Linked DNA regions of Homo sapiens: all the other regions are linked to region 1. A link is a loop called in an ENCODE intact Hi-C map of the cell type or tissue named here. Cell type or tissue: HCT116. All regions are shown on one strand. Region 1 has its middle 110 kb from the start of DGKB. Region 2 has its middle 590 kb from the start of ARL4A. Region 3 has its middle 130 kb from the start of CRPPA-AS1.

Region 1 (8,000 bases):
AGCTAAAAAGATGGATTCCCAAGCGTGTGTGTGGGAGGGTCCCTTCCAGATTCAAACTTTCCTCTCCTACAATCTGTTCTCAGGAAGTTGCCAAACCCTGTGGCACCAACCAAGCAGCTGGGGCATACAACCAAATTCCCTGTCTGCACAGAAGGTCCCACTTACTTTTTTTTTTTTTTTTTTCCTGGGTGTTTAACACGTTGTTTTTGGTGTTTAACAAGTGGTAGCCTGAACATAGCTGAAGGAAAGTTTCCGATTCCTGGAGTCTGGAAGCAGGTATCCTACCCAGGAAAGCGATATGGGTCCCTTTTGGACTAATAGCTGTTTACTTCTCAAGTCCAGAGTCTGCATTGAGGACAGCAGGTTTTTCTTTGAGTTATATAAGCCATTTAAACCTCACATTCAAGGGCACCATATAAAATGAAACAGGAGTCTTCGATATATAATTTTTCCTCATAAAATAGCCTCTAGAGGAAAAAGCAGCTGAAAAATTTGAGGGGCCTGATTTGTGGCTGCGTCATCCACGTGAACTTGTCCTTATGGAAAGGCTTTGCGTTTATGTGAAGTGTGCTGCAAAGTCTCCCAGCATTTCTAAATCTCTGCATGTGCTATACATATATGACTAATTTGGAAAACTACATTTAAGTCCTAGGTAGTGGGGAGGCTAAAGCAACTCCATCTTGGATGTTAATCTGCCATGCTGACTTCTTCTTATTTTTTAATATTTTAGAGATTGGGTCTCCCTGTGTTGTCCAGGCTAGTCTCAAACTCCTGGGCTTAAGTGATCCTCCCACCTCGGCCTCCCAAGATGCTGGGATTACAGGCGTCAGCCACCTTGCCCTGCCTCACCATGTTGACTTCTGATTAACCTCAGTTCCAGGAATGCCTCTAAGATTTCTATTCTATCCCTTGTTCCTCGTGCAACAGCATGTACTACTTATTGTAATTCCTGCCCTTAGGTCAAAACAACTTTGACGTTAGTGTATGTACCATAAATTTAGCCCTTAAGCAATTGCTGTACATATCCCTTTCCCTATAGTATATAAGCCCTGAGTCTCGGGGATAGTGAGGCAGATCGTCGTATCTCACCGCTGCCCAAGTCTATGGCTGCTATTCATAAGTCTCTATTAAATGTTTATTTCTCATAAACTAGACTTGTCATTCTCTTTTTCCAGCCTCTCAGCTTCCTTTAACTTTGGGACCTGCTTACCACAGAACAAATAGAAAATGCAAATAATTAAGAGAGTACAAATCAGGGTGTAGCTGCATTAAGGATCTCATCCCCACAATATTTCATAAATAAACCATGCCTTTGGTATAAGTATTTTAACTTCTGGTTGGATCTTTTTAAATAGTGTCAATACTCTAGGGAAGGCACAATATTTCATAAATAAACCATGCCTTTGGTATAAGTATTTTTACTCCTGGTTGGATCTTTTTAACTAGTGCCAATACTCTAGAGAAGGCATTATGAAACTAAAGTATTATCTGAATGAGTTTATCAGGTCTTTCCTTCCTCATCAAAAAGAAGACAGTATCTAAAATCAGGGTGGTGGTGGGTGTGGGTGAAATGAGGTCCTAAAGGGAAGTGGGCACATGGGAAGAGAGATGCCTATTACTAGATCATTTTTCACATGTGGAAACTGAGGCTCAGATTGCAGCCTACCAAGCCTAAGGGGTCAAGCCTGGATGTGAGCTCACTTCTAGCTGACTCCAAAATCCATAAGATTATTCAGGACACCAAAGTCACATTGACATGAGGGTTTATTATGTTTAATGTTATCAAGCTGCCTACCTTTCCTCTGTAATTTCTCTCTTAAAGGAATATACAACTAATATAATGTCATGAGCAAATTGTAATATAATTTTTAATATGAGAGGCATTATGACATGGTGGTTTATACTGCTAAGAAATATTGGACAAATTATCTGTTTTTCAGCTCCCTTCTCTGGAAAAACAAATGGGATAAAAATACTTATTTCCTTTTTTTTTTTTTTTTTTTGCGACTCAAATAAGTGCTTAAATACTTCCTGGCATTCAGAAAACATTCAATAAAGGTTTCTGTAGTTATTGGAGTTATTTGCTTCATTCATATTCTATAACTTTTTTTCCCAACTGATCATAATATCTTTATTTTTAAAGGCATTTTATTTTAATTTTTGGATTAGTTTTGTGTTTTTAAAAAGCATCATGTGTTTGTTTAAAATGATAAAAAACAAAACTATTTAAATAAAAATTAAAGTACCCACTTTTGCCTTCAACAGCACCTCTCACTCAGATATTACTACTGCCCATATACAAATATACATATTATATAGATATATTCAACATTAAATATTAATATAATAAATTATATATATATTAGTGCTTTTCATTTCTTTTCTGGCTACTAGTGGCTCTGAAAATTAACTTGAAACATTGTTTCTCTGACAAAAAACTAGCTGAAATGACACACCAAAGTGTAGAATATGTACACTTAGAGCACAGAGTGAAGTGCCTCAGTGTACATCTATCCATTTGCAAACTGGATAGATGACAAGATAGGCATTTTTCAAACCAGCTGATGGTCACAAATAGTAATAAAATATTCCCAAACTGGCATGGGTTATATTCCAAAAACAGTGTAAACCAGCAAAAAATAAAAATTGCAACTGCAAAACCTAGGTCAACCCTCTCCTCACCTTTCCTTCACTCCTCCATCTTCCCCATTCTCCACCCACACACATGTTAATCCAGGTGCGACCTACTTAAAATTAACTCCAAGGGCAAAGTCAGTGAGTGAGAAGGGCGGGGAGCCTGGAGTTGCTGGAATGGAGGAGGTGGGAAAGGAGGAGGCTGCCTGGGTTGCCTTGGCAATACAAAGGAGAATGTCAAGGGGGAGGGATTTATGCGCTGATGCTAATTGCATTTGTTAATTACATTCTATTGTGCTGACCTGCCTGCTTCCCCGGTTTATCTTTCTGAGTCAATAAGCAGTTCCAAAAGCTTCCCTTAGCAGTGTGTCCCTCCTCATCTAATTTTATCCCTCTATCAGCTTCAGGCTCAGTTACCAGAGTGCTACCTTTGGCAAGGAACCGGGGAAGGCTGTGCTGAAACTGAGTGTGCGAGGTTTTAAAAATCCTGTAGAAAAATATATCCCTGTTGGAGCTTGCTGGAATATTGCTTTGCTGTTCAACCACAGCATGGATTTACAACCAAAGAAAGCTGCTGAAAAACCAGAGAAAATAAATCTGAAAGAAACTTCCCACAGTGAAAAGCAGGCTGCAAATGATTCACCAGGAAGAAAAATAAATAAATAAATACTGAGCAGTTTCGTCTGGTATCTAGCGTACCTTTGGTTGGAAAGGTGCCTGTACACAGGGCCTTGAGCTTTATTTTCTTGCCCCCCCTAGTGGGAGTTCTATTTAATTACAACAAGAGTCCCAGCTTCTGTGCACATCCGAATAAATACAATGATACCTACTGTAAATAATGCTGTCTTATAATCTCTCATCACTGACATGAAGTATTAGCTTACAGCACTGTTGCATGTGATAAAAATCAGCAAAGACATTGCGACGCATGTAGTTGTAATTGCTATGTGGATACTTTCTTAAATCTTACTATAATTTTAAGTATTTAAAAGTAATACATAGAAATTCTGTGCTAAAGTAAGTTGTTCACAGCAATGCTTTTTGTTTCCAGTTATATTCATTCTTCCCTTTGGTTCCTCTTTACAAACAAAGTCTAAGAAATGGTAAAGTCTTTCTTCAGTCTATGCTTTCCTTAACGATTTTTATTCTCCTTGAATTAAACAATTGCTCTCAGGGTGGTTCTGTATCTATTAATTTTCCTAAGAATAAGACTTTGATTTTACCAAAAAAAAAAAAAAAAAAAAAAAAACCTTTTGCATTTTAACAAAAAACCTCTTCTGAAGTTTCACCTGGTGTTTCTACATTTCTCAAGCACTGACTCATTTCATTGCTCAGAGCTCAAATTGGCTCCTTGAAGGCAATAAAAGGCAGGTCAGGCTGTCTCTAGGCTGTTCAGTGTCTATCATCCTGTTTTGCATTTGCTCATAAAGTGTGGCAGATTTATCCGGGTGGAAAATTTTTTCAATGGAAAAGTTTAGTCACTGTGCACATTGAAAGAACGTTTCCTGCAGAAATACAGACTCCTCATCATTCCTAGTCCTTAGGCTCACACTAGTGTTTTCTCCATTTATATGCATATGAAATTCCTTGGAATCATCAGTGGTGGTATGGGAAAAAGGAGAAAGAAAGAGGTTTTGGCTGGGATCCCTGATGATTTTGATGGATTTGCTATATCTGTACCCTAGGCCCCTTGCCACATCTGTGATGCAAAAACCACACTAATTGTTTTGCCTTTGTACAGTGTCACAACACACAGCAATGCCAGGTGGATCATCATGCTTGAATTGCAAAACATTTCCCATTAGACCTGAACACAGATCTGAAACTGCCTGGCTGCCATGTCTGTTTCCTTACTGAAATTTGGAGGTGTGGGAATCCTCAGTTGTGTTCCAAGTCCAGAAAACAGTTGAGAATTGTTCTCTAGATATGTATGTGTCTAAGGGATGTAAAAAGACTCTCCTTGGAGAGAGATCTGTTTTTGAACCACGTCTAAGCCTCAATTATCAGAAGGGTAGAGTAATTATGAGAAAAGCATGGAACAGTCTCTAGACTTGTATCTCATTCAGGGCCTCATGGATTTATGCCTCAATTTAAAAAAAGGTAGCCATGAATTTAAATAACATGAATAAATTATCAAACTCTTCTCTAAAAAATCTTCAGAACACTGGAATACAAGGTGTTATTATTTCATGAGGTATAATTCAGGAGAAAGGAAGGAGCCCTCCCTCTTTTTCTGTATGTTACTCAACAGAGTGAGTCTACACAAAATGTTTCACCCAACACTTCCAGAGCAGCAGTGGCATGGAGGTTGGCAGAGATTGGTGATGTTATTAAAGGGTAACAAATGGAAGTCTGTCTTGTTGAGAGTTTGGAAGACAGTGGCACGGTATCTACACATGACTGCTGGTGACAAATATTAAGAAAGCAATGGGTCAAAGAGGAGGAGACAAAACAGCCGACTTCATGATGGCTGATGAAAATGGCTCATGATCACACATGCAAATCCCTCAAGACCTCCAAAAAATAATGGAAGATAACTTTTCAGAGAATGAATATCCTGTATTAGTAAGTGAGGATAACAGCCGGTGTCATACAAATTGATTTGTGTTAATGTTAATTAATTGTACCGTGGGAGAACAGGAATGACAGATTCATGAGTTCTAAATTTGCATTTGCCTCTTGTCTGCAAACACATAATGGATACTTATTGTGATGGTTAATATTGAGTATCAACCTGATTGGACGAAAGGATGCAAAGTATTGTTCCTGGGTGTGTCTGAGGGTATTGCCAAAGGACATAACATTTGAGTCAGTGGACTGGGAAAGGCAGACTCACCCTCAATCTGGGCGGGCACAATCTGATTAGCTGCTAGTGCAGCTGTAATAAAAGCAGGCATAAGAATATAGAAGTAGTAGACTGGATGAGTCTTCTGGCCTCCATCTTCTACCAGGTTAGATGCTTCCTGCCATCAAATATCAGACTGCAAGTTCTTCAACTTTTGGACTCTTGGACTTACACCAGTGATTTGCCAGGGGCTCTCGGGCTTTAGGCCACAGACTTAAGACTTCACTGTCAGCTTCCCTACTTTTGAGGTTTTGGGAGTCGGACTGGCATCCTGGCTCCTCGGTGTCCAGACAGCCTATTGTGGTACTTCACCTTGTGACTGTGTGAGTCAATTCTCCTAATAAACTCCTCTTCATATATTGATCTATCCTATTAGTTCTGTCCCTTTAGAGAAACCTGACTAATACACTTATTTAGTCTCAATTCTGCTCTAGAAAGTTTGTAAGAAGCTGATAAGGTTGCAGTAAATTTGACAGACTTGGTCCTTAAGGATGGTAAACAAATGCTGCTATCAATAAGATAGGTTAATTATAAATTGGATAGAGATACAAATTTAAGGTACATAAAAACACATTTTGGAGGAAACCTACGCAAGACTCAGGAGGTGGGATGGAAGTCAGGCAGGGAAAGCTTCACTGACAAAATAACTTTCAGTTGAGATTTGATGGGATAACAGAATGAGGAAGACTTAGCTAAAAGGAGCGTGAGTTAAGAGATCACTAAAGGCAGAAGAAACAACATCTATGAAGACACTGAGTGAGGGAGTTACATGACTCATTCAAAAGAGAGCAGAAGGATGGTGCTGACTGACATGATGAATGTAGGCAGGTCCAGATAACATAGAACATGCTATAAATTTAAAACTCATTGCAAAATAGTGAGGTGCTCATGCTAAGTGTGTTTCCATAGATATTCAAACCATTTATTCTTGCAAATATTTATTCTGAAAGTACCACGTGCCAGGCTAGATACTATGGCTACTATAGCAAACAAGACAGAAAGATGAGATCTCTGCCTTCATAGAGTTTACACTGCAAAGGGCTGGGCTGGGAAGAGTTAATGCTGGTAAAGAAAGAAATAAAGCTGTAATATAAATACAATGTAAATATTAATTTTATCAATATTCATTAATAGAATAATGAAATAAATAGGGCGATGTTACAGAGAGAAACGGAGTGGAGGGGGTTACTTTAGATAGGATGGTCAGGAAATGCCTCGCTGCGGAAACGTTTGAGCTGAGACATGAAATAGAGCAGGAGCCAGTCACCAGGAGAGAAGCGAACACCATGATCCTGAGAGGTACAACAGCTTGACTTCTTCAATAGCAGAAGGAAGGCTTATGTGGCTCAAGAATAGTGAATGGTGGTAATAGTGAGTTACTAAGAAGTGGGCCATAGAGAAAATTATGGCATTTATTTCAACAGCAATGGAAGTCACTGATATATGGAGGAAAAATGTTGTTGCTGTTGTTTTTCTTACTATTGTCAAATATTTCTCCACTGCTGACAGAGTGTAGATCAAAAAGGAGAAAGAATCAAAGCAGAGAGACCAATCTAAAGGTTATTGTATTAATCTAGGAGTATAAAATTATAGCAAAGATTAGTGGTAGTGAAGACAGGGAAACATAGATGCATTCTAGCTATCTTTTGAGTATTAGAAGTGACATAAGTTGTTGGTGGATTGAGTTATGGGTAAGAATAGAAAAAAGTTACAATTAAGTGATTATTAAGTTGATAATGGAACCATTTCCTGAGATAGGAAAAATTAAGGAAAATAGTAAAATCTCTGATTTAGATATATTAAGCATGATCAGTTTTAGATATTTGGTGAAAATTTAGGAGCAGTTGAATGTGAATCTGGAGCTCAAGAGGAGGATAAGAGTCTAGAGTCATGAACAGATTTATAAACTAGTTGTCCGTGGGGAAAATCTGGCTCATAGATATGTCCCACTGGGCTATATAATATGTTGCTGTGTTTTTAATTTTTAAATAGTCATCAACTTTTATAAATCAGGAGAATTCATATTAAAATGAGATCTGATACTAATATAGCAGCTCTGCATTTTCACATGACCTCAAGTCACCTGGAGCTCAGTGAGGCCTGTGCCTCTTCCATAGGGCTTATATCCTTGCACTTGTTGTATTCACCACACTTCATTGTCTCCTCCACAATGAGGCTGAGTATCAGCTACTATAGATGAAATTTTTTTATAGTAGAGAAATATTTGTTTACTCATGTCGCAAGAGGGTAAACAAATAGGAGAAAAATAGGGAAAAATAGATGAAGCCTGAAGGCCCAATTTCTCTTGTGTCCAACCTGTATCATAGACATAAGTGAGAAGAGGGCTCATAATACAGTTTAAGATCCTGATGCTTATAAATGGTGTGACTCTTCCTGGGGTCTACTTCACTGTGATGAATAACCAAATCCTTTTTTTTTTTAAGTATTATGTATTTTACAGAGTCTCTCTCTGTTATCCTTGCTAGAGTGCAGTGGTGGCATCATATTCCACTGCAGCCTT
Region 2 (8,000 bases), 1.7 Mb before region 1:
AAGTAGCTGTACATTTATAATAAAACAAAATTATTTGCAACAATTATATAGAGTTTAAATACCAAAATATAACTTATCTCACCAGAGTCAGCAAATAACTCCCCCCAACACCCATTTCCTATACCTATCAAAATGGCATGTTTATAGTATACGCTGGTAAAATGCTAGATATTTTAAAACTTTTGAAATTAACAACTATATACATATCGACTCAATAATATCTTAAGCAGCATTGAGGTTAACAGATGATTTTCTTTTATCACCAAAGATGATGTTCCCTCCCAAAGGAAAATTTAAAAAAATGATTTGACCTCAGTTGTTGCTTGAACAATTACACATGACTGACATCTCATATATTTCCCTGGAATTTTTTAAAAATTAAACAATATGTACGAAAATGTATCTGTAAAACAGTTACTCTTTTAATATAAAGCACTGGCATATTGATTATTACTTACCTATTACCTATACAATTTCTGTAGGTTAGCTAGGCATCTTTGGAAATAGTAGCTGTTAATGTGTTCTTTGGTGACATTTATGGTTCTGCAGGCCTTACAGGTTTCAATAAACTTTATGAATATGCCTAGCAGCTGGTGGGGGTAGGTCATTCATGTGTATATTAACCTGATAACCTCTATCTAAATTTTCTTCAAAATTTTCCCAGGTGGTCTATGAGGATTCTCAAGATGTTGTTTATAAATGTATGTACAAGTAAATATGTTAGATTGTTTTAATTGTCCCAGAATAGGAATTAACTCATGTTCTTTTAACCCTTTAATCTTATTTCTAGTCTGCAGCCACCAGGTGGCAGAATCACTTTTCTTAAAAATTAAATATTTTATTTTGAGATAATTGCTGATTCACATGCAATTGGAAGAAATAACACAGAAATATCTTGTGCATTTCTTATACTGCTTCCCCAATGTTAACATGGTATCTTGCTGTCTTTGGTATCTTGCAAAATTATAGTACAGTATCACAATCAGGAGGCTAACATTGGTATAATCCACTGTTCTTACTCAGGCTTTCCCAGTTTTACTCGTACATGAGTGTGTGTGTGTAGGAGTGGAGGTTATACAAGTGGTCTTCAAAAAGTTCATGGAAAATGTGTATTATGAAAAAAACTATGAATGGATTTGCACCAAAATAAACTTGTAGTAACTTATTATCACATTTCTGAGCAGGATCTAGTTTAAGGCATTACGTAGGATAACACGTCAGTTTGAAAAGAGTCCCTGTCACAGCAACATGGATTTGTTAATATTGGAGCAAAAACAAACATTAAATTTATGGTGAGTCTTGGGTAGAAGAATGGTGAAATCATTGATACTTTACAAAAAGTTTATGGGAACAATGCCTCAAAGAAATCAGTAGTTTACAAATTCATTTTTTAAAATGACAATATAATGTTGAAGATAAAGTTCATAGAGGCAGATCATCCGCATCAATTTGTGAGGAAAAAATTCATCTTGTTTGTACTCTAATGGAAGGAGCCTGACCACAGCACAAACAATAGCCACCACCATAGACATCTCAACTGGTTCACTTTACACAATTATGATTGAAAAATTAAAGTTGAGCAAACTTTCCACTTCGTAAGTGCAAAAGCTGTTGTGTCCAGATGAGCTGCAGACAAGCAGAGTTTTCAACTGAAATTTTAATCAAGTAGAATCAAGATTCTAAAACATGTCTTTGTAGTGTTGTAACAGGAGATAAAATATGGCCTTACCAATACTGTTCTGAAGACAAAGCACAAGATTTGACTCAGAGGTCAGAGCAAAAGCAGACCAGTCAAGAGCAAAAGTCACGGAAATGGCCTTTTGGGATGCTCCAGGCATTTTGCTTGTTGACTTTCTGGGCGGCCAGTGAAGGATAACATCTCCTTGTTAGTGTTCTGAGAACATTAGCCAAAGCTTTAGTGGAAAAACACCCAGGAAAGCTTCACCAGAGAGTCTTTCTTCACCATAGCGGTGCTCCTGCTCAGTCCTATGATGAAATTTTGTGAGAGTTTTCATAGAAAAGCATTAGATATTCATCTCACAGTCCTGATTTGGCTCTGTCTGACTTGTGTTTGTTTGTAATCTTAAAAAATATTTAAAGGTCACCCATTTCTCTTCAGTTAATAATGCAAAAAAGAGCGCATTGACATGGTTAAATTCCCAGGACCCTCAGCTCTTTATAGGGATCGACTAAATGGCTGGTGTCATCACTTTCAAAAGTGTCTTGAACTTGATAGAACTTACATTGAGAAATAAAGTTTATATTTTATGTTTTAGTTTTTTAATTTTTTCAATGAGCTTTTTGGAGTTCGCTCGTATTACATTTCATGCCGTTTTATCACATGTGTAGGTTAGTGCATTCACCATAGTCAAGGTACAGAACAGTTCCATCACCACAAGGATCCCTTAGGTTGCCCTTTCATAGCCACACCCATGTTCTTTCCGCAACACCCCCACCACCCCCAAGTGCTGACCACCACTAATCTGTCACTTATCCTAGTCTATAAATTTGGCTTCCCAAAATATTATTTAAATAGAAGCCTACAGCTTATAATCTTTCAGATCAGCTTCTTTTCACTGAGTGCATTTCTCTGAGGATGTATCCAAGTTGTTACATGTGTAAATAGTTCATTTTTTCATTTCTTTGTGTTTCATGGTATGGATGTATCATAGTTTGTATAACCATTCCTCTGTTGAGATGTTTCCATTTGGGGATATCATGAATAAATTTATATACAGGTTTTTACATGAACATGCATTTATATTATTGTGGAATAAATATCCAAGAGTGCAAATGCTGACTTTTATGTTTACATATTTAGATTTATAAGCAATTGCCAAACTGTTTTCCAAAATGGCTGTACCATTTTACATTCCCACCAGCAATGTATGAGTGATCTAGTTTCTCTACATCCTCACTAAGATTTGTGTTGTCACTACTTTTTTTATTTTAACCATTCTAATAAAAGCATATGCTATCTTATTGTGGTTTTAATCTGTATTTCCTTAATGGAAAATAATATTGAATATCTTCCTATGTACTTATTTTCCATTTCCATATTCTCATCAGTGAAGTGGCTGTTCATATCTTTTGCTCATTTTCTATTAAATTATTTGTTTTTTTACTTGAGTTTTCATATTTTTTAAATGCTACTCCTTTCTCCAGTATGTGTTTTGAAACTATTTTCTCTCAGTCTGTAGGTAGCTTTTTTTTCATCCTCTTAACGAATGAAACATCCTCTGTCTTTCACAGAGCAAAGGTTTCTAATTACAAGGTTTAACGTTTCAGTTTTTCCTTTTATGGATCAAGCTTTTGGTGTCATCTAAGAATTTTTGCTTATCCCTAAATCTCTAAAATTATGTCCCATTTTTTCCTACAACTTTTAGTGTTTGTGTTTTAATCTATTTTTTTCAGGGGCTTTTTTGTTGTTGTTTAATTTGTGAGGTATAGGCTAATATTCTTTTTGTTTGCCAATGGAATATAATCTATCCAACATCATTTGTTGATAAGATTATCTTTTCTCTACTGAATTGTTTTTGTACCTTTTAAAAAACTGCACAAGTAAATATGTTTGGCTAATTTGAAATGTCTTAAAATAGAAACGGTTACTTTCAATCTTTTAATTCATATTTCTCATCTATAACCACTAGATGGCGAGATTGGCTTTTATAAGTTTATAAATTATTAGCAACAGGTCCCTGAAATTTTTGATATGGCCTTAGTGAAATTTTATACTCAGAGCTTTAATGTATTATAGTTGTTAAAAAAGTAATTTTACAAAAAGAGCTCTAAATATTTAAGGAGAAGTACAATATTAGTTTATTTTAGAATGTTAGAACCCTCATTCAGTTTTAATAGTGAACTTAGAAAATGAGACAGAAATTAGGCAAATGTTAAGCACTAAGGTAGTGTACATGTGAGTCCTCATGCGTCATTTTTCAAGAACTGTATATTTTTCTAATTCACAGAAAAAATATAAAATTCCTTGATGAATCTTTTAATAAGTTGTCTTTTTTTTTACATTTTTTTCATGTGTATGTCCATACTTACATATTATAGGCCTTGATTTCCAAAAAAAAAAAAAAAAAAAAAAAAAAAGCCCTTTCAATTAGAAAGATGTTTATTGACTTTGAAGACAAAGATATGAAGAACAAAGATTTGTCAAAGTGAGAAGAAATCTGTTGGGAAACATTTGTATTTTGCGATAGCTCTGTGAGATGTCTGTAATTTTTTACTGAAATATTTGAATCCATTTCATTAGTGTTAATTATTATTAGATATACTTATGTTAGTAAAATGAATACATGCATTGGATTGTGCTTCCAGTTTGTCATTTACCTAAAAGAAGTGTGGGAGTGCTCATTACCTGATGACATTGAGTAGTATAGCGAGCAAAACCTGGTTAAAATAGAAAAAAAAAAATCCATGTGTTTCTTTAATAGTCCTTCTCACTGTTCTATATGTCTGCTAATTATTAAATATCATTTTTACATTTTTTCTTGAGGAAACTACTTATTTAACATGGAAACTTATCTAATGAGGTATTGAGAGAAAGAGGGAGAGAGAGGTGTTCTGATGCATTTTTCACATACTCTAGAAATATATAAGCTATACTACATATCTACAGAAGTATAATTATAGTTTTATAGTTATAAATATAACAATTATTTTTTTAATTGCCAGATTTTAGGCTATGTGGAAAAAAAATTATTTAATTGCTGAAGCTATATTTAATTTTCTCATCATTTAACTTTTAGAGACATCAGTTTATTAAGTCAGCAATTGCTATAAAGCACTTTCTTCACTCAGCTTCATGAATACCATTTTATCATTAAGTCTTTAAAAGATCAATGTATAACCATGTGGCATGATGGAAAATCTGGGCTTAAGACAGGTTCAAGACCTAGGTCTTTCATTTTAACTTACTATGTAATTAACCTTACGTTTTAAAAAATTCTGTTATGTACCAGGCACTATAATAAACTCTTGAGATAGATAGATAGATGATAGATTGCCAGCTACATGTCCCAAGTGTTTATAATAGCTATCGATTTATCTATCATCTGTCTATCAATCATCTGTCTGTCTGTCTGTCTGTCTGTCTGTCTGTGTCTTGCTTCATCTTAATAATGACCCTACACTTCAGGTAATAGTACTCACATTTTATGGAACAGAAACCATGGCTCTGCAGGTTTAAGTCACTGGCCTGGGATAACAGAGCTGGCCAGTGGCAGATGGAGTATTTGAACACATCTTATTCTGAAGCCTACTTTACCTCAACTTCATCCTTTTACTACTCTGGGCTAGCTCCATCTATGTCATCTGTAAAATGGGCAAATACAAGAACATGAATCCTAACATACTTCTGATTCTAAAATATTCCTCTCTGGTGTTGTGAGGGAAGATTTTCAGCTCTTTCGGAGTTGACTTAGTTCCCCAAGGCATTCGTTTTACCAAAGCAGCACTCACCAAGGTCAAGGAAAACCTTTGAAATTTCCAGTTAAAAAAATAGACATGCATATATGTATAAAATATCCTCTTATGATCTTTGATAGTATTTAGTATTTTTACTGATTAAAGTTTTTTTTTCTTTTTCTGGGATAAGAACTACTCCAAGAACATGACAACTAGCAGAAAATGAGAGCTGAAGTAGTGTGATGAAATGGAAAGGAACATTTCATTAGTAACTGTAGAGAAAGGAAAAATGAGCTGTTCTTGCTCATAATGTGGATCCAGTAGAAAGTACCAGACCCAATAAACAAATAATTGATTAGAAATATAGCCAAGAACATAGATTCCAAGAGATACCTTTTATAATCCAGGATTCTGTTACCTGATTTGGTTCCATAATAAAAACAAGCACTTACTAACAATTATACATGACATTTATGTTATTTTATACTCTGCAGAAATCTACTTACTGTATTCTTTCTCAGTCTTATTTCAAGCAATTAAAAAATTGTTTGTCTTGTCATGTTGAAGGTCTCAGTTAATGTAAAGTTAATAAAACCGAATCCTTGTCCTGTCCCCTATAATAGTGTAGAAGGCAAGAATAAAAACTCAATTGTCATATATATGTGATTTGTTTATTCTTATAAAGATATATAAATATATAGTGAATTAGTAATAATGAGATAAGCTTGTCCTCTGAGCTTTCCAGCCACTAGATGGAGAACATGCTTTGTGAAATAGTATATGAGAATGAGGAAATCAAGCCAACTTAACTTTGCTGTCTGGGCAAAATTTGTTAATTTGGGTCATATATTAGACTTTTCTGTTTTAGTGGTCAATGTGGTTCAATTTTAAGTTAGGGCATAATTTGCACAATAACTAAAGTTGAAATTAATACTCAGAAACAAACCATACTCTATTTAGAACTAAAATCCATTAAGTTGTCTGAATTACAGGAAGAAGCTGACCAATGAAGATAAAGCCAATTTGTTACATTGGAACAGCTGAACTGGTGAAAAAATTAATATAGCATCCAGCAATCAAAGGATAGGATTAAACTCCAATGAAGTCACTTTGTTTCGTTTTTAACTCTTAAGAAGATCGTTAGCCAAACTGTTTCAAATGGCACCTGGGTTAACACTATCATGAAAATTTTTTTGATCTAGCAAACTTGAAATAATGGCTTCACATTTCTTAATTTCCAGCTTTTAAGCAAATTATTCTGGACTTTGACATCAGTGATCTATGTGGATAGTAACATAGCTATTTTAAATATGCTTGCTCATCCCTCGACTAGTCAAAATTAGGCAGGAAAATGTTATGCTACGGCAGGCAGCCTTATGATGACTGAAATTATAGAAATTACATAAAATTATGTCAACAAATGGCAATAACTTGATATATCAAAATATAGATAACTCTTTTAAGATGTAATTCTGGCCCTCTTAGTCAAGCGTTTATCTTGAGGGGCCATATTGGCAACTAATTTATACAGGACAAAAGTAAAAGAAGAATCTCTATGAATAGATGGGCAGTGATTGAGTTTAGGTGCCAAGGACAATGCTGAATTTTGGGGCAGTTTTTCCAGTGTTATTGTCCAAGAATGGGAAAGTAACTTTTGCCAAGAAAATTCAATGTTCTACAAGCATAACACCATATGTATATGGCAGAGTCGAGTTGATTGCCATGATTATCTCTCTAGTAAATACCATCAATAGCCTCTACATTAAAAATAAAATTGGAATGTTGAAGAACACAAGTACAAAAATAAAGCCTTAATAAACTAAATTACATTAAAATGATGTTTTATTATTTTATGTTGATTTTATATTATTGCTCAGGAAAATGGACACTCTGCATTTGCCAAGTGGAATAACACATACAAAAGCCCAAGTATATGAGGGTAAATGTTTTCCAAATGTCAAAGTTCTGTAAGAGGATAGCATTTAGTATTTTCTTGTGTTGTTAGACTAGAGAACGATTTCACAATTAGCAGTTTGTCAGAATCATCTGGAATTTTTTTTTACATTTTTATTTTCTTTTAATACAAATACCTTGGGTAGAACTGTAAATATTACAATTTAATAAATCTTATGGGTTTCTCAGGATATTCAGGCCTGGAAACCTTACATTAGGCCACATACCTTCTTCCCAGTAGGGTTTAGACCTTGTCTGCCATTGTAGCATCTGTGCCCAATACAAAGCATAGTCCAAAGTAGAATCTTAGTAACAGTTCAGTAAATAGATGATTAGGGATACTCTCAGCAGTAATAGCAAGTGATACTGTTCTAATTGCATGAGTAATTATTGTTCTTATTCTTCATTTTCTCATTGCTGTATCCCCAGTGCCTTTTACATGATCTATAATAGAGAAAAAGCTAATGGGTACTTGTTTAATGAACAGGTAAACATTCAGAATGCCCTAAAAATGCAGATGTTTCTACCTGAGAATCAACACATAGACCTTGTCAAATCCACAATCAAGCTTTATTTATTCAAGGTGCCATGTTTATCACTTACAGGGATGGCTTCCAGCCACCTGAGCCTTC
Region 3 (8,000 bases), 1.1 Mb after region 1:
AGCAACATATTTAACAAACTTCCCAGCTGATTTTCTATATAGAAAAGCAAGTATTAATAATATGAATTATAGCACCAAGAACTTAAAAAATATTTTCCATGTGTTGGGAGGGAATAGTGGTATGGGAAACTTCAGGCTTTAAAATATCAGCCATCATGAGGGAAATCACGCATAAATCTTTACAAATCTCTTAAAAATTGACATCTGAAGACTAATATACCATTCCTCAATTTTATTTTCCTTCTGTGTGGAAAAAGAATTTTTCTTCTTTGAGCACTAGATTACATAAGTTGGCTAACGTTTAGAGGCCATATTGAAAAATATTTATCTTTAAATTCTAGAACCATTTTGAGCTTAGGGAAGTTACACTCTGAGAAGCCCAGGGTAAAACTGAGACCAGCTAAAGTGGCAGCAACTTTAGATCCTTTGGTTAAGTGAGAATATGTGCCAATAAATGGAAAAGATGGATGTATCCATTTATTACTTCATTCACCCATATATTGAGCAACTACTATGTTTAATGACATGAATACCAAGATAAATGGTGACACTGGCATTTGTTGTGCTTCCAAAAAAAAATATGGTAAAAAATTAAAAACATAATGTGAGAACTTTCCATCCTAGATTGTATTGTCAGGTTGATATTTTAAAACACACTAAGTATTCTAGTTAAGTGAAAAAAAAAATCCATAAGGACAACCAGATAGAGGTTTAGAGACAGGTTTCAATTATTCATGGGTTGATAACAAAAAGAAAACAGCCAAGAGGTAGTGGCTCATACCTGTAATCCCAGTACTTTGGGAGGCCAAGGCAAGAGGATCACTTGAGGCCAGGAGTTAGAGACCAGCCTGGGGACGACAGCATGATCCAGCCTCTACAAAAAATTTAAAAATTATTCAAGCATGATGGCACGTGCCTGTAGTCCTAGCTGCTCAGGAGGCTGAGGCGGCAAGATCACTTGTGCCTAGGAGTTCATAGTTACAGTGAGCTGTGATAGCACCACTGCACTGCAGCCTAGGAGACAGAGTAAAACCCTGTCTCTATTCAAACATGAACTTTTTTTTCTATAGGAAAGCTGTATTTAAGTGTTCATTTTAGAGTATCAGTTTACTGACCTATTCAGCTGATGGTATTTAAATGCAGCATAGTTAGTATCCCTGGACTTCTCTGTGCAAATCCGGCATATTCTCAGGAGTAGCCAACTGTGAGGTCTATTTCCATGAATTTCTGCATCTGGAGGCTTGACTGTGAATATGTGTAACTGCATCATCCCCCCTACACCATCACATACCTGACAGTCAGTGTGCTTATCAGTGATAGTATACAGACGGCAAAGGGGTCTTACAGTGCCATAATCTCATGGAAACATTTTAAAGTATCATTCTCTTAGTAGGTTGCAAGGTGGTTCAGTAGTTTTCTGTCATTCAAAAGCAACAGAAAGGTCTTGCTAACAAATATCATGCATCTCAGAGAAGAAACAGCAATAATGTGAACAAAGTGATTATGGTTAAAATGTACTCTCTCTTCTTAAGGTGGTCATCTGCAGGGGCCTGGAAAGGCTACACAAATTTATGCTTTTATTTTCTAAATATTATATCCATAATAAAGCTGGAAGAGTATTGACTCAGACTGCTTTTTGCTATAAAAGGAGCATTTCCAAATTGGAGAGAACATTCTGCAATGTATTTACATGTAAATATTTGATATACATTTAAATCCAGTTCTATTTACAAATTCTCAGTATCTTGATATCTAAACTCTCTCAATTAATTCCCACTTCCCCACTACAGATCAATTAACTATGCTTTCTCCTCAATCCCTTTAACCTACTTTATTCTCAATAATCTACATACTATGAGTCTGAACCTGGACACCAGTAGATATGGCCTTTCTATCACACTAGAAAAACTATGAGCAAAATCACTTCTACTACTTCGAGAACATATCCATATGTCATTTTAAACATCTACTTAATCTATCCAGAGACTATGGCAATCTTCAGGAAAAAGAAAGTTTATCTTTTGAAACCTCCTCCCTATGATTAGCTCTTACCACAGTTCTCCTATTTGCCATGGCCTGCCCTCCTTGCCATGCTACAGAAGTACAGTTCTTTAACCATGACCTTCTCTCCCTGCTATACAGGGGTAGGGAAGGATTAGAAAAGTAATTCTCAAGGGAATAGGTAGCACAAGGAAGGGAATGGTAGGCAGTTTGCATGCTTAGTATTATAATTTTACATATTGAAAAAATATTCTCATAAGAACTTCAGGAAGCAAACTTCAAAACTTCTCTTTGCTGGTGTATTAGTTTATTATTATTATTATTGCCATAACAAATTACCACAAACCTGGTGGCTTAAAACAATACAAATTTAATTAAATATCTATCATACTATTTGAAATATACCTACTGCACCACTGGGCCGTTGTGAAAAACTATAGAGAAAGCAATTGAATACCATTTGGGTGGTTTTCTTTCATATTTTTGATGGTTATTAACTCATTTCATTTTCTCCTTGTGCTAAACTAAAAATTTCTCAGAGAGACATTATAAATAAAATACAGTGGTCATAAATGTGAGTGACTACAGAAATCAGGCAATAATGAGTGAAGAAGGCAGTGTGTGTTACCTCAAGGGGTAGATGGGCCTGCGGATAATAAGAGTTTGTGCCTGTATTAGTCCATTCTCACACTGCTGTAAGAACTGCCTGAGACTGGATAATTTATAAAGGAAAGAGGCTTAATTGACTCACAGTCAGCATGGCTGGGGAGGCCTCAGGAAACTTACAATCATGGCGGAAAGCAAAGCAGACACCTCCTTCAGAAGGCGGCAAGAAGGAGAAGCGCTGAGTGAAATGGGAAAGAACCCCTTATAAAACCGTCAATCTCGTGAGAACTCACTATCGTGAGAACAGACTGGGGGGAACCACGCCTGTGACTCAATTGCCTCCACCTGGTCTGTGATTCAATTGCCTCCACCTGGGCTATGATTCAATTGCCTCCACCTGGGCTATGATTCAATTGCCTCCACCTGGTCTCTCCCTTGACCTGTAGGGATTATGGGGATTACAATTCAAGATGAGATTTGGATGGGGACAAAAAACCTGACCATATCAGTGCCGCTTCTTAAAAGGCTAGCTACTCTTCAGGTTGAGGTCACTTGCCTTGAAGGAAAAAGATCCCCTGGCCGGGCGCATTGGCACATGCCTGTAATCCCAGCAGTTTGAGAGGCAAAGGTAGGAGGGTCGCTTGAAACCAGCCTGGCGACACGGCAAAACCTTGTCTCTATAAAAAATACAAAAATTAGCCAGGTGTAATGACAGGCTCCTGTAGTCCCAGACACTTGGGAGCCTGAGGTGGGAGGATCATTTGAGCTCCAGGAGGTTGAGGCTTCAGAGAGCTGAGATCACACCAGTGCACTCCAGCCTGTGTGACAGAACAGACAGTGTTTCAGTAAAAGAAAAAGGCCCGTCATTGCTAGATGGCTGCATTTTTATGAAATGCCCCAATTTGCAAATGTAAACACCTATTTTGTATTTTTAACACAGATCTGACAACAGATCTGTGGGCTAAATCCAGCTGGAGGGCTTCTAGTTCCTATAAAGCTAAATGTTACAAACTTCTGTCACTCAACACAATAATGCTCTTATATGAGAGAGAGAAAAGACATAGTCACGTATTAAGAGTTGTACTAACCAGCACTATTACTTGAGTTAATATTTTCAAGCATTTCTCCATTTTTATTAGTCATAAACTACTATTACTATCAAAGTGTAAGTCAAATCCTTTTGAAAACAATCTTAACATGAAACAGAGGCAAGATTTTGTGATTATCACAGTAAGATCATTCTGGTCACTGCTGAGAGCCTGAACATCATGAGACATTGATAGTAAGCAAATGCTGAATGCCTTGCTTTAAATGCCAATAAAGCACAAGAATAAGCATAATTCACAACTTTTGTGACAACATCTGAAAATCACACATACATAACACATCAATGTATGCGTATGTTTAGATGTATACAGATTTTGTTTCCCTGCTGAATGCATCTCAGTGGACATGCCGAAGTCCAAAGACAAAAAACCCATTCTACCACCAGGTGGAGCTTAGTTTCCATTAAAGCAGCAGATACATGAAGAGGATTTCTAGTGTTTGTTTGAATTCTTTGTGTCCCTCAGGAAAGACCTGAAGAAAAAAGGTGAACTTCAAAGGAGAGTGTGTATTTTAAAAGCCTGTCACAAACGCCAGTTGCCACAGGGCTTTAAGTATTTTTCATCAGTACTCATTTGATCAGGTGCTGGGGGCCATTCATGAATGGCTTGACAACTGACTTCCTTCCTTTCTGTCCTTTTCCCTTTCTTTGTATGAGAATGTTAAATTCCCATACATTTAAGTGCCCAACTTTAAATAAAAATCACAGATTATCACAATAACAGAGCCTAAGAAGTAAAATTACCAAAACAAATCAGCTATATTATGTAAATATTGACTCTAATTCACAATATTATGTAAATATTGTGAATTTTTACATATTATGTAAATATTTACATATTTTACACAGTATTTTACAAATATTTACATATTTTACATATTATGTAAATATTTACATATTGTGTAAATATTTACATATTGTGTAAATATTTACATATTGTGTAAATATTTACATATTGTGTAAATATTTACATATTATGTAAATATTGTGAATTTTATTGTAAATAATTCACATTATGTAAATATTGATTCTAATTCACACAGCAGAACATTAGATGAAATGAATGCCATTAGATGAAATACAGTACAGAAAGCATCTAGGCACAGCACCTGAAATAAGAGTCAGCTGGTAGTAAAAGTGTCTTCCACCATATTCTCAAAGATGATAATCATTTAATGATTCATTCCTACCAAATCAATGTTCTGCATATATATGAATGCTCATTGTGTGTTCAAACATGGCAGGGCCTTGCAGAAAACCTGTTGTAAACCAAAACATGTTGTTTGTTCTTAAATTGAGGAGAAATGATGCTACATTTAATTAGTATATCCCAAGTCAGCATGTATACAGTGTGGATTTGTGAGTTTACAGCCTTTAAATATCAAAATAATGGAAAGGTCCGAGAAGGTATGCTAGTTGAGCAGCAACAGGAATAAATACTGTAGGAAGCATAGGAATTGAATAAAGAGAGGGCAGGTGATGTGTTCCCAGTAAGAGCAAGGCCATCAGTCAAAGTGCAACCGGAAGAAGGGGATGCGTGGGTATGTGGTCAGGAAGGCAACTGGTCTGATTCCACTGAAGGTGCAGGACTAATGTTGGCCTTATAGGTAGCACTAGAATGCAAATATAGAGGTGGACTACAATGATGAAATATACAGTAAAGGAAAAATGATGGGTTTACTTGCTAGAGAAATAAGTAGAGAGTTACTGAAGATCATGGAATAGGAATGTAGAGTGAGGGGAGCATTATTTGTGGAGCTTATGAAGGGAAAAAAATTGGGGAGGCTTATTTCATATTGATCCTGCATGTGTAACTTCTTTTATACCTGTCACCAACGTTTATGCTTCTAGATTCAAAGAAAATAAAGAACATCTGTATGGCATCGATATGCCCTCTTAAGTTGTCTAGTGTTAAAATACTGTAAGTTCTATAATAAAATATGACATAAGTATAAAGAAGAAACAAATGTGTGTAAAAAGATAACAACAGGCCACATCAGACAGCCACAGCACATTCAAGGGCACAAGGCAAAAAAGACAGTGTTGGTCAGGAAATGGCAAGTGGTTTGCTGGAGTGTGAAGCATGTAGGGCATGAGTGGCTTGCGATGAGTGTGTAGATGGAAATGATGGAAGGAGAAGTGAAGAAGCCAGCCTAGATTTGAGGGATAGCTCAAAGAAAACTAGGTGGTTGGATAGGGAAGAAGGAAAATAGAAAAGGGTCCGAAACTCTAAAAGCAGCAGAGCAAGAGTGAGCACCAGTAACATCAACAAAGACAAGAATGTGGGGAACAAGTCAAGCTTGGGGGAGAAAACATAGTCTCTTTCTAACTGAAAAGATATGCAAGTATAAGCATGTTTTTCAGTAGACAAAGATACAGGACTGGAGATCATGCAATAGTCATTAGGAGGCAGTGTGGGTCTGGGAGGGAAGAGAAAACTGCACTGAAAACAGAGGCATTCATTATCTGTACCTCTCATTTACTACGCAATATACAGAAGGCAGGACTACTTTGATTACTCATTTATTTTGCCCTGTTCTTTATCCTCCCCCTTCTACTGAAAGCTTGTAGCCTGGTTTTACAGTTCTTTGCCTCAGAGATTTCAGAAGGAAGGTGATATGGTTTGGCTGTGTCCCCACCCAAATCTCATCTTGAATCGTAGCTCCCAGAATTCCCATGTGTCATGGGAGGGACCCAGTGGGAGGTAATTAAATCATGGGGGCAGGTCTTTCCCCTGCCATTCTCAATGATTGTGAATAAGTCTCACAGATCTGATGGTTTTATAAAGGGGAAGTTCCCCAACAAGCTCTCTTGCCTAACATGATGCTCCTCCTTAGCCTTCTGCCATGATTGTGAGGCCTCCCCAGCCATGTGGAATTGTGAGTCCATTACACCTTTTTTTTTTTTTTTAAAATAAATTACCCAGTCTTGAGGATGTCTTTATTAGCATCATGAGAACTGACTAATACAGAAAGAGAGCAGGAAAAGCCTAAATTTACAGGTGCTGCTGGTTCTGGTGTAAAAGACAAAATCCATTAGATTATACAAACGATACTTGGGTAAGGGAAAAGAGGCAAGTGACTTTTAATGAAAGCTGGAGTTAACCACATAGGTACAACTTAATGCTTAGCCTGAAGGAGATTACATCTTAAAAGTGAACAGAGATACATAAAGAGAGAAATTTGGAATGTAATCAGCAAAGTGGAGGTGTCCACTGGTGCTATGTGAATATCAAGAGGATATGTCGCCCTCTAGGAAAGTTTAGGGAAGGAATTTAGTAGAAGCCTAAACCACACCTTGAATACTAAGGCCATAAAGAGATAGAGTATTCTCTGCACATCAGATTCTGGAAAGTTCTCTCCTCTGAGCTTCTATGGCTATGTAACAATACCATTTACTTCACTCTTAGCATATACCACTTTCCATTGTCATAAATTGTGTATTTATCACTTTTCCAGAAAACATATCAAGGAGAATGGGAATCCTGACTTTAATTGCTTTATAGAATTTCCATGTAACCTAGAGGTATTGATCATAAGAGATGCTCAATAAATAATTAGGAACCAGGATTTGGTCTGCTACGCAGTTCTCATCTTAATGACCAAGAGGCACACATCTCTTGCTAATGACACTGCCAACTGGCCTGAAGCCCATAGAAGCATGAGAACCAAAATAAAAAAAAACTGGAACACAATTGAATATGTAGACTCTAAATATATATTTTGTCATCAGATTATTTTCTTATTTTTTAGAATCACTTTTATATCCTAATTGATATGAAGCAGTGTAGGGAGAATACAAAAAATAGGGGCTTTGGGTACTGGCCATGCAACTTACTAGCCATGTAATTTCAGGATCTTCACTTGGCTTCCATGAGGCTCAGGCTTTTCTGTAATATATGGGTAACTGTAAGTTCTCAAGAAAGTTACATCAGATAATGTGAAAATTATTTGGTAAAAAGTAAGACACAACTTACTGGTAATTATGGTTAAATAACTCATTTGTCTCCAAGATACTTTTTTTACCATAATAAAGATCACAGAGGTTTTATAAAGAAAAAAGCAGAGTCTGTATTTTACATATGTTGCCCATGCTTGTGTTCCTTGGTGAAGTCGTATGAATTTATTCAAGTCACAAAATATTTCTCCCAGTTAAACATATTTTTGAAAAAAATCATTTTCTAAAATTACAATGTTACAGTTGACTGTGGCTAAAACAATCCAGACTCAGGGAAATGTATCAATATCCACACTATTTTGTGTTTCACTTGTTGGACACGAGCATTTTT

The links. Hi-C counts contacts between places; a loop is a spot of excess contacts. Peaks named below come from ENCODE experiments on the same cell type or tissue, not always from the same donor. Only the 100,000 strongest peaks of a DNase experiment are listed, where the experiment ranks them.
Region 2: a loop joins it to region 1, with 4 times the contacts of the local background. A loop is called at or near these places in 14 of 110 quality-filtered maps.
Region 3: a loop joins it to region 1, with 3.0 times the contacts of the local background. A loop is called at or near these places in 9 of 110 quality-filtered maps.

Annotation. Positions count from the first base shown.
Region 1 is chr7:15,012,885-15,020,884 of GRCh38, forward strand. No RefSeq gene overlaps it. Among named protein-coding and RNA genes, the nearest start is that of DGKB, 110 kb to the left of the region's middle. In HCT116, a CTCF peak has its summit at 3,396 (motif pointing left); DNase peaks (open chromatin) are centred at 3,130, 3,367 and 4,017; H3K4me3 peaks cover 786 bases; H3K27ac peaks cover 1,859 bases.
Region 2 is chr7:13,276,394-13,284,393 of GRCh38, forward strand. No RefSeq gene overlaps it. Among named protein-coding and RNA genes, the nearest start is that of ARL4A, 590 kb to the left of the region's middle. In HCT116, CTCF peaks have their summits at 785 (motif pointing right), 3,655 (motif pointing right) and 6,201 (motif pointing right); DNase peaks (open chromatin) are centred at 808, 3,658 and 6,198.
Region 3 is chr7:16,074,160-16,082,159 of GRCh38, forward strand. No RefSeq gene overlaps it. Among named protein-coding and RNA genes, the nearest start is that of CRPPA-AS1, 130 kb to the right of the region's middle. RefSeq lists enhancers at 2,444-3,643, 3,970-4,504. In HCT116, a CTCF peak has its summit at 4,099 (motif pointing right); a DNase peak (open chromatin) is centred at 4,102; H3K27ac peaks cover 438 bases.